Regions from separate parts of the Homo sapiens genome. Here region 1 is linked to region 2. Evidence: chromatin contacts called from ENCODE Hi-C or POLR2A ChIA-PET data. All regions are on one chromosome and are shown on one strand. Each heading gives the region's core, a stretch centred on a gene start or an enhancer-like site at or near the end of the contact. The rest is flanking DNA. Distances are from core to core; before and after follow the strand shown.

Region 1 (4,364 bases), core at 1,230-3,729, 39 kb after region 2:
CACGAGATCCGACGAGGCGGTTCCAACTGTTCCTGTGGTAGTGAATGAGTCTCACGAGATCCGACGAGGTGGTTCCGACTGTTCCTGTGGTAGTGAATGAGTCTCACGAGATCCGACGAGGCAGTTCCGACTGTTCCTGTGATAGTGAACGGGTCTCACGAGATCCGACGAGGCCATTCCCCCGACCGTTCCTGTGGTAGTGAACTGGTCTCACGAGATCCGACAAGGCCGTTCCCCCGACTGTTCCTGTGGTAGTGAACGGGTCTCACGAGATCCGACGAGGCGGTTCCAACTGTTCCTGTGATAGTGAACGGGTCTCAGAAGATCCGATGAGGCGGTTCCGACTGTTCCTGTGATAGTGAATGGGTCTCACGAGATCTGATGGTTTGATAAGGGGTTTCCCTTTTCGCTTGACTCTGATTCTCTCTTTCACCTGCTGCCATGTAGGATGTGCCTTGCACCTTCTGCCATGATTTTGAGGCCTCCTCAGCCACACGGAACTGTGAGTCCATCAAAGCTCTGTTTCTTATAAATTACCCAATCTCAGATACGTCTTTATCAGCAGTGTGATAATGACCCATATACCATGGGTCAGGAGTTTTACCTTCCAATCGTTGGGATATTGGTTACTGTATAAGATACTTCCTTTCCTAGGGTTTAATAATTTGGCGGAGAAAGAACTGGCTTAGAGTTGTGAATCTTAGAGAAGTGAGCAAAGGAGGCCTCTGTAAGAAAGTTGGGCTCATTCTCCCAAGAGGCAGCCAGGCAGCATTGCCACCATCCCCTGGGGGCCCAGAGGGCAGAAGCCACACCTCCAGGAGGGGCAGGCGGAGCAGGGTCAGGGCAGGAGGTGATCGGCCCACAAGCTGATGGTTTTGCCCGGAATGCTGTGGGCTTGTAGGAGAACATTTGCATGTGGGGAGCGCGATACTTCCCAGGGCTCCTTAGAGCAGCCTCCAATGTATCCCCTGCCTCCTGCCTTGCCCTGTGCAGGGAGCACACTCTGCACACACCTCTGGCTGCAGGTTGCTATGGTGCCCGCCACCCACACGGTGCTGCCAGGGCTGCCGGCAAGGATGGAGGTCTGTCTGGTGATAAACCACAGGCAGACGTAGCACAGAGTGAGCCCTCAGGAGAAGCAGCTGTCTGAGGCAGAGCTGGGGAAGTTTGCACGGATGGACCAGAGCAGAGCTTAAGGCCACACATCCCACACTCGGGAGAAACATCCTCATTACTGAAAGATCACAGCCCTGCAGAAGGGTTCACAGTGGACATAACACCCAAGAGCTCCAGATCACTGCAGCAAGTTTGTGCAGCCCGGATTGGGGGGTCCCCAACTCATCCTGGGACCCCTGCTCCCAGACACCTCTTGGCGGAGGACAAGCTGGGTCTCTTAGTTGAAAAGACACCCTAATTGTGATCACATCTCCTGCTGCAGGCTCAGGGCTCAGGAAACCATGGCGCTGACTTCTCAATGCCCCAGAATGTGGCAAAATCTTAAATGGGACAAGAAATCCAAATGCAGAAAGGGCATGCTCTCCAGGACTCATCTGAAAAGTAACTTTCGGGCAGGCGGGGCCACTCTCAGGTTCTCCTCACCATCTCCCAGACACATACACAGCAGGTCAAGAAAACCGGCCTTTCCCTGCCTGCAAAATGACGGAACAATCAAACAATCCCAAGTGCCAGCAGCAGAACGGAAACAGGGACTTCGCTTAACTTGGAAAGCAGAAAGTAGCATTGGTACTCAGAGGATTATTTAGGGGAAAAATCTACATAATTCTTGCAGGGCAGGAGGGGGCTTCTGGTGCAGTGTTAGGAAGTGGAACCTCACCACCGTAGCACCACGCAGGAGCCTACCTTGCTCTCATCCTCCGGGTCGCTGTAGCCACAGGCATCGACGAAATCTGGGAACGTCTCTGACCATCCGTCACTCGTACAGTTTTTGCTTATGTTTCCTGGAAAGTGAAGTTCAGATATTTTATCTGCAAGTCCATGAAAACTGGCCTTAGAAGGGACCTTAGTCCGTGCTGAGCCCGTGCTCTATTAAAATGCTTCCCACACCCAGGGGTCAGCTAGGAGACAGGACTGCCACTCAAAAAACCTTCCTTGCCCTCCTAGTCCATGTGACCTGGACAGCAGGTCACCTCTCGGGGCCGGTGGGTCCTGAGATGTGAGTGAACGCACTGTGTCATAAGTCATAATTACCGCAACTGTAAGTGTAGTTCTTTTGGGGCAGAATGAAAATTCTTAACAGACTCTTAGGTTCTGCCACCATAAGTGATATTTATAGCCAAGCCCTGGCCATCCTGGAGCCAGGAGCCCAGCCTGCCCCAGTTCCTGACAGCACCCTCCCTCCTCCCGGCCAGGCCCTCACCACCGACAGTGACCGGGTACCCCGCCTGCTCCAGTTCTGGGCAGCACCCTCCCTCCTCCCGGCCAGCACCCTCGCCACTGACGGTGACCAGATGCCCCACTGCTCCAGTTCCCAACAGCACGACAGTGACCAGGTGTCCCGCCTGCTCCAGTTCCCGACAGCACCCTCCCTCCTCCTGGCCAGCACCCTTGCCACTGATGGTGACCAGGTGCCCAGTCCAGTTCCTGACAGCACCCTACCTCCTCCTGGCAGCACCCTCCCTCCTCCCAGCAATGCCCTCCCTCCTCCCAGCCAGGCCCTCACCACCGATGGTGACCGGGTACCCCACCTGCTCCAGTTCCTGGCAGCACTCTCCCTCCTCCCGACAGCACCCTCCCTCCTCCCAGCAACACCCTCCCTCCTCCTGACAGCACCCTCCCTCCTTCCAGCCAGGCCCTCACCACCGACGGTGACTGGGTGCCCCACCCAGTTCCTGACAGCACCCTCTCTCCTCCCAGCCAGCACCCTTGCCACCGATGGTGACCGGGTGCCCGGCCTGCCCCAGTTCCTGACAGTATCCTCCCTCCTCCTGGCCAGGCCCTCACCACCAACGGTGACCTGGTGCCTGGCCTGCCCCAGTTCCTGACAGCACCTTCCCTCCTCCTGGCCAGGCCCTCATCACCAACCGTGACCCAGTAGGGCAGGCTCCATTTGGCCACTGGTGTTGGAAGAAAGGATGGCGGAATTACAGTTTAATTGTAGGAAACCAAGGCAGTTGTTCCCTTACAATCTCATCTTTTGCGCCTACGGAACTAAAATCATATGTAAGCTCAGAAATTCAATGTTCCTTGTATTTGTGTGTGTCCTTAGCAGATGGCCACACAGAACAGTAAGTGATAAAGCTCTCGAAGGTGTCCGAGCCGTAAGAATAAAACCAGGCACTGAACGCCGTGCCAGCCTTGCCCCGAGCATGGCTGCATGGTGTTAGGGTCACCCCCACAGCAGAGCCCAGGAGGCCGGACCCCTCCATGCACTCCTGGCACAGCCAGAGCGGAGCCCCTGTCTCCCTGCCTGGGTGACTGGAAGGGTCTGGGGCTTTGGATTTAGCAAATATTTTCACTCCCGTGACTTTTTAATTTCAAGACAACCCTGCAAGACAGACTTGGTGGGCGCTGCTGTTCCCATTTTACAGAAGGGGAAAACAAGGCTTTGAAGACTCAGTAGTTTGAGTGGGGTGCGTGCATGATTCTTGTCCTGCAGTGATGAGAGGCAGAGAGAGGGCCGGGCCAGGCTCTGGCTGTACTGGGGAGGAGTGGGGTGGGAGACTGGTCTCAGCAAGGCCTCAGGGCTGGCCCTGCCCACTGGCACCCCGACACCATCACCAATCAGGGGCTCTGACTACAAGGCCCACACCTCACACAGGGAGCCCCAGCAGGGTCTGGGGGCCTCTTAGCTGCAGAGACCCCATACACGGTAGAGGCAAAACAGAGCCCTAAAGCAGGCAAGCCTCCTAGAGACCTGGTCCCACGGCCCCATTGTGCAGACAAGGAGACAGGTCCACAAAGATAAATAATGTGCCCATCACAGACTCAGGAACAGCACTCATAATAGTTATTATAATAATACTAGTCATGTGGTAGTGGCCACTACGACTCACTGAGCCCTCAGGAATGCCGGGCTCTGTGCTTGCATCAACCCAGTTAATCCTGACACCACAGGAGGCAGCTCTCCAATTAATCTCAGAGATGAGACGGCCAAGGCTGAGGAAGTCGTGTCACTTGCCCAAAGTCACACTGGTGAGCGATGGGCCAAGCGCCACACCTGACAGCCTGGCTCTCACCTGAGCAGGGCACCTGCAGGCCCCTATCCTGAGCCTGGAAGCCAGGACCTCGGTGGGAGCTGAGCCTGTCACTCATCCTCTGCGAGGTGCAGCCTTTTCTCCTTCCTACGGGAGATCAGTGTTTACCAATCCAAAGAAGATGCTGAAATAAAACTCCACAAACTAAGT
Region 2 (4,318 bases), core at 1,106-3,605:
ATTAGCTAGACACAGAACACTGATTGGTGCATTTACAAATCTTGAGCTAGACACAGGGTGTTGACTGGTGTATTTACAATCTCTTAGCTAGACATAAAGGTTCCCCACGTCCCCACTGGACTCAGGAGCCCAGCTGGCTTCACCTAGTGTATCCTGCACCGGGCCGCAGGCGGAGCTGCCCCCAGTTTTGCGCTGCGTGCCCGCAGCCCTTGGGTGGTCCATGGGACCAGGTGCCGCGGAGCAGGGGGCGGCACTTGTAAGGGAGGCTAGACGGTGCAGGAGTCCACGGCGGGGTGGGGGGAGACTCGGGCATGGTGGGCTGCAGGTCCCGAGCCCTGCCCTGCGGGGAGGCAGCTGAGGCCCCGCGAGAATTCGAGCACACTGCCAGCAGGCCGGCACTGCTGGGGGAACCCGGTGCACCCTCCACAGCTGCTGGCCCGGGTGCTAAGCCCCTCACTGCCCGGGGCCGGCAGCGCCGGCCGGCCGCTCCAAGTGCGGGGCCTACCGAGCCCACGAACTTGCGCTGGCCCGCAAGGGCCGCGCACAGCCCCGGTTCCCGCCCGCGCCTCTCCCTCCACACCTCCCTGCAAGCTGAGGGAGCCGGCTCTGGCTTTGGCCATCCCAGAAACGGGCTCCCACAGTGCAGCGGCGGGCTGAAGCGCTCCTCAAGCGCGGCCAGAGTGGGCACCGAGGCAGAGGAGGCGCCAAGAGCGAGCGAGGGCTGCCAGCATGCTGTCACCTCTCAGTGGGGTCCAGGGGTCTTGGGGGGATCTGGGGTTCCTGGCGGGTCGGAGGGCCTGGCGGGATCTGGGGGACCTGGCGGGGTCTGGGAGTCCAGGTGGGGTCTGGGGGTCCTGGTGGGGTCCGGGGGTCCTGGTGGGGTCCGGGGGTCCTGGTGGGGTCTGGGGGGCCTGGTGGGTTCCGGGGGTCCTGGTGGGGTCTGGGGGTCCTGGGGGGATCTGGGGTTCCTGGAGGGATGTGGGGTCCTGGTTGGATCTGGGGGGCCTGGCGGGGTCCGGGGGTCGTGGAGCACCCGGTGCTCACACCGGGCTGGGGTTCAAGAGGAAGGTCTAGGCCAGAGGCGTCCCCTGAGACTTCCTCAGGCTCAGGCAGCACTGAGGCCTGGGGCGTTCACCAAGAAATTCAATGACAAAAACGCCTCTCATGTGATTCTGGATGGGGAAGCCGCGCCCGGCGTGGGTGGGCGCGGAGGGAGCAGAAAGGAGGCGATGCGGCTGCTGGGGTGGGAGAGGGGCGGCCCCACGCGCCGGGCCAGGAGGGCTCCTTCTTCCCGCATTTCACGGGAGCCCCGGTCCCCTGCCCCGGAGCCACTGGGGCCTGGCTGAGGCGACCCTGCACCTGGGCCCCGTGGGCTCGAGCGGGTCCACAGAGGACCCCCGGCTGCCCCTCTGTGCAGAACCCTCCGGGACGGGACCGTGGCGGGGAGAGATGCAGGAAGGGATGGAGACGGAGTGGAATTGGCGGCTCCTGAGGCAGCAGTGTCCGGGTTCGTTGTGAGTGAGGATGATGGCGGGGTGAAAATGGACGAGACCAGAACTGTGGTCTCAAGTCGGGGCGGCCAGCTGGGTGCTGGGCTGAAGGTGGCAGCAGCCACCCGCTGTCGGGTGGGGCTTCGAGGTTGTCAGCAGCAGGAGTACAGGGCCTGGGTTTGGGTCCTGGGTGCAGTGGCACAGAGGCCGGCCAGGCTGCTCTCTCGAGGCCGAGCAGTCGGTGCTGACTGAGTCCTGCCAGGTCAGCGTCCAGTCCTGAGGCGCATCCAGGGCCGTCTGCTGGCCCGGCCTTCGCCCCAGCTCTGGCACCACATGACCCGGGGCCGCCTGTGCACAGCTGTGTGCTGGGGCACCGACCCTCCCTCCTTCAGTCCCTGCAGAGGCCTCGCCTAGAGGCCCGGGGTTCCATGCCTGGCAAGACAGGCTTTGATGAAGTGTGGAGGAAGCTCCTGTCTCAGCTTTGCAGGGGCCTGATGTTCCCCACGTAGACTCTGCATCGCCACCTCTACCGAGAACCTGCCCACCTTCCAGAAGCAGGCGGTGGGAACTCCGTGGGACTTGGAGCCATGGCGGGCCCACTGCACCGCTCTCTGAAAGCTGGGAGGGCGGAAATCACAACACGGTGTTGGAACCCCACACGATTCCTCCTGGACTAAGGCTTTCTTGGCTCTCCTAAAGGCTTGATCCCTGGGGAGTGGAAGATCTGAGAGCTGAGAGAGAAGTGTCTGGATGTGTCTGTGTTTCTGAGTTGTTCTAGGATCTCAACCCCTGGATTTAGAAAGCCTTGGACAGCGTCATGCTGCTGTTCCCTCTGCCCGCCCATCTCCCTCCCTCCCCTCCCCTGCAGTGGCTGCTACAGGAGGAGCCCGCAGGAGACGGGGGCAGGAGGGCGGCCACCCCAGGCTCTGGCCCTCCGTGGCTGCTCAAATACGTCAAGCCCTGGTGTCTCGGGTCCCTTCCCTGCCCCTCTGGCCAGGGTTCCGGCTTCCCGTGGCTGGAGAGTGGAGGCTGCACAGTTCTCACAGGGCTCCGTGACTGCCCAGACCTCTGTAAGGATTCTCTGCGTTTAAGCTCTTTTCAGTTTTATCCTTGGCGTGTGCCAGCAGTGTCCTGTTTGAACCCTGAATCGACACACTGTTCCTTGCATGTACAATAACATTTTTTATGAACTCAAATCCCCATAAAAAGACCATCAGATTGACCAGGAAAATTTTTCAACACTAAGGTTTTAGAACTTGAGATCGCACAGGAAACGAGAAGACATCAGGGACACAGTTATTGAAAGTGCTTTGCTCCTCCGGTCTCAGAAACCCTCCGCCCAGAAAGTACCCTGGTTTTCTGTGGCCCGTGGCCCACGTGTAGTTACGTTCTCGACCACAGTGTCCACTACAGAGTGCTCAGGGCTGACCCACACATTGCGTTTAGGGAATGAAAGAAGCCACACAGAGCACAGAGCTGTGAGGTTTGACCTCCCCTGAGACAGAAAACGCAGGTGAAGCAAATTCATTTAACCCAACATGTGTTAGAGATTAAAAGAGGGCTGCTGGGGTAGGTTTTCCTTTAGGGGCCTGCTCCCGCACTGTCCATGGGATTCCACGATGCCTGCTCCGCAGCGTCCGCGGGATTCCAGGATGCCTGTTCCTGCAGCGTCCGTGGGATTCCAGGATGCCTGATCCCACGTTGTCCATGGGATTCCAGGATGCCTGCTCCCACACTGTCCGTGGGATTCCAGGATGCCTGCTCCCGCACCGTCCATGGGATTGCAGGATGCCTGCTTCCACACCGTCGGTGGGATTCCAGGATGCCTGTTCCTTCACTGTCCGTGGGATTCCAGGATGCCTGCTCCCGCGGCGTCCGTGGATTCCAGGATGCCTGCTTCCACAACGTCTGTGGGATTCCAGGATGCCTGTTCCCACACCATCCGTGGGATTCTAGGATGCCTGCTCCTGCAGCGTCCAAGGGATTCCAGGATGCCTGATCCTGCAGCGTCCATGGGATTCCAGGATGCCTGTTCCCGCACCATCTGTGGGATTCCAGGATGCCTGCTCCTGCAGCATTCTGTGGGATTCAGGGCACCATCCCGTGGATTCCAGGATAATTGCTCCTGAACCCTTCCATGGCATTCTGGGAGGCCACTTGGCCTAGTTGGACAGCCTCTGCTCTGGGATGGCTTGGTGGACCAAGCAGATTTGTCTGAATTGCTTCCACTCCCTGCATCTTTGTGGTGCAAGAACTAGAGCTCAGTGATGATATTTCAAGGCAAGTTTCCCTATGCTCATTACTACTTACAAAGCCTCAGTGGTGGGCTAACACATTTTAGAAAGACAATACTGATAAATACTTAGCAAGAAAACTAAATTTGTTAGTATAACTCCTCAAATAGTTCAGGTAATCAAGGTTGACATCAATTTTGATCTGGGAAACTAATGTATTAATACAGTTTTAGAAGGGGGATTTTTTTGCCTTGTTAAACCTCAGTAGGAAAACCAAGATCCACACTGAGTGGAACTCTCCTGTGAGTGGGCACTGGCGCTCTCCAGCACGTGCCTGCCATGTGCGGATACTGAGATCGAAGTTAATTAAACTTACGTAAAATTGACACGCCAGTGACTCAGTTGCACCAGCCATATTTTGGTGCTCACGGTCACATGTGGCCAGTGGCTGCCACACTCGACAAAGCTCAGATAAAGAACGTTCCCATCAGCGTAGACAGTTCTGTTGGCACAGAGACCATACGACCACCATTCACCCACACGAGCACCTTCCCTCTGTTAATCAACATTTGCATGTGTGTATTTTCCAGTCTC

The links. Hi-C counts contacts between places; a loop is a spot of excess contacts on that map. ChIA-PET counts read pairs that join two places held with the same protein, here RNA polymerase II (POLR2A). Pooled maps may share reads with other maps.
Region 1: a map of breast epithelium shows a loop between it and region 2 (23-fold over the local background). The contact joins two enhancer-like sites. A Hi-C loop is called at or near these places in 4 of 168 maps with a recorded cell type or tissue (ascending aorta, breast epithelium, psoas muscle and 1 more), 1 of 37 single-sample maps with no recorded cell type and 6 of 50 pooled maps. POLR2A ChIA-PET finds 5 or more read pairs at or near these places in 3 of 52 experiments (A673, MCF 10A and naive thymus-derived CD4-positive, alpha-beta T cell).

Annotation. Positions count from the first base shown.
Region 1 is chr7:159,101,897-159,106,260 of GRCh38, forward strand. It overlaps VIPR2 (vasoactive intestinal peptide receptor 2), which reads right to left. Exons shown (of 13, transcript NM_003382.5): 4 at 1,861-1,958. Among named protein-coding and RNA genes, the nearest start is that of VIPR2, 41 kb to the right of the region's middle. Within about 2 kb of position 2,480, at least 6 of the 41 ENCODE cell types and tissues checked have a DNase peak (open chromatin) inside an H3K27ac peak, as active enhancers do.
Region 2 is chr7:159,062,941-159,067,258 of GRCh38, forward strand. All of the region lies in intron 4 of VIPR2 (vasoactive intestinal peptide receptor 2), which reads right to left. Among named protein-coding and RNA genes, the nearest start is that of LINC00689, 57 kb to the left of the region's middle. Within about 2 kb of position 2,356, at least 4 of the 41 ENCODE cell types and tissues checked have a DNase peak (open chromatin) inside an H3K27ac peak, as active enhancers do.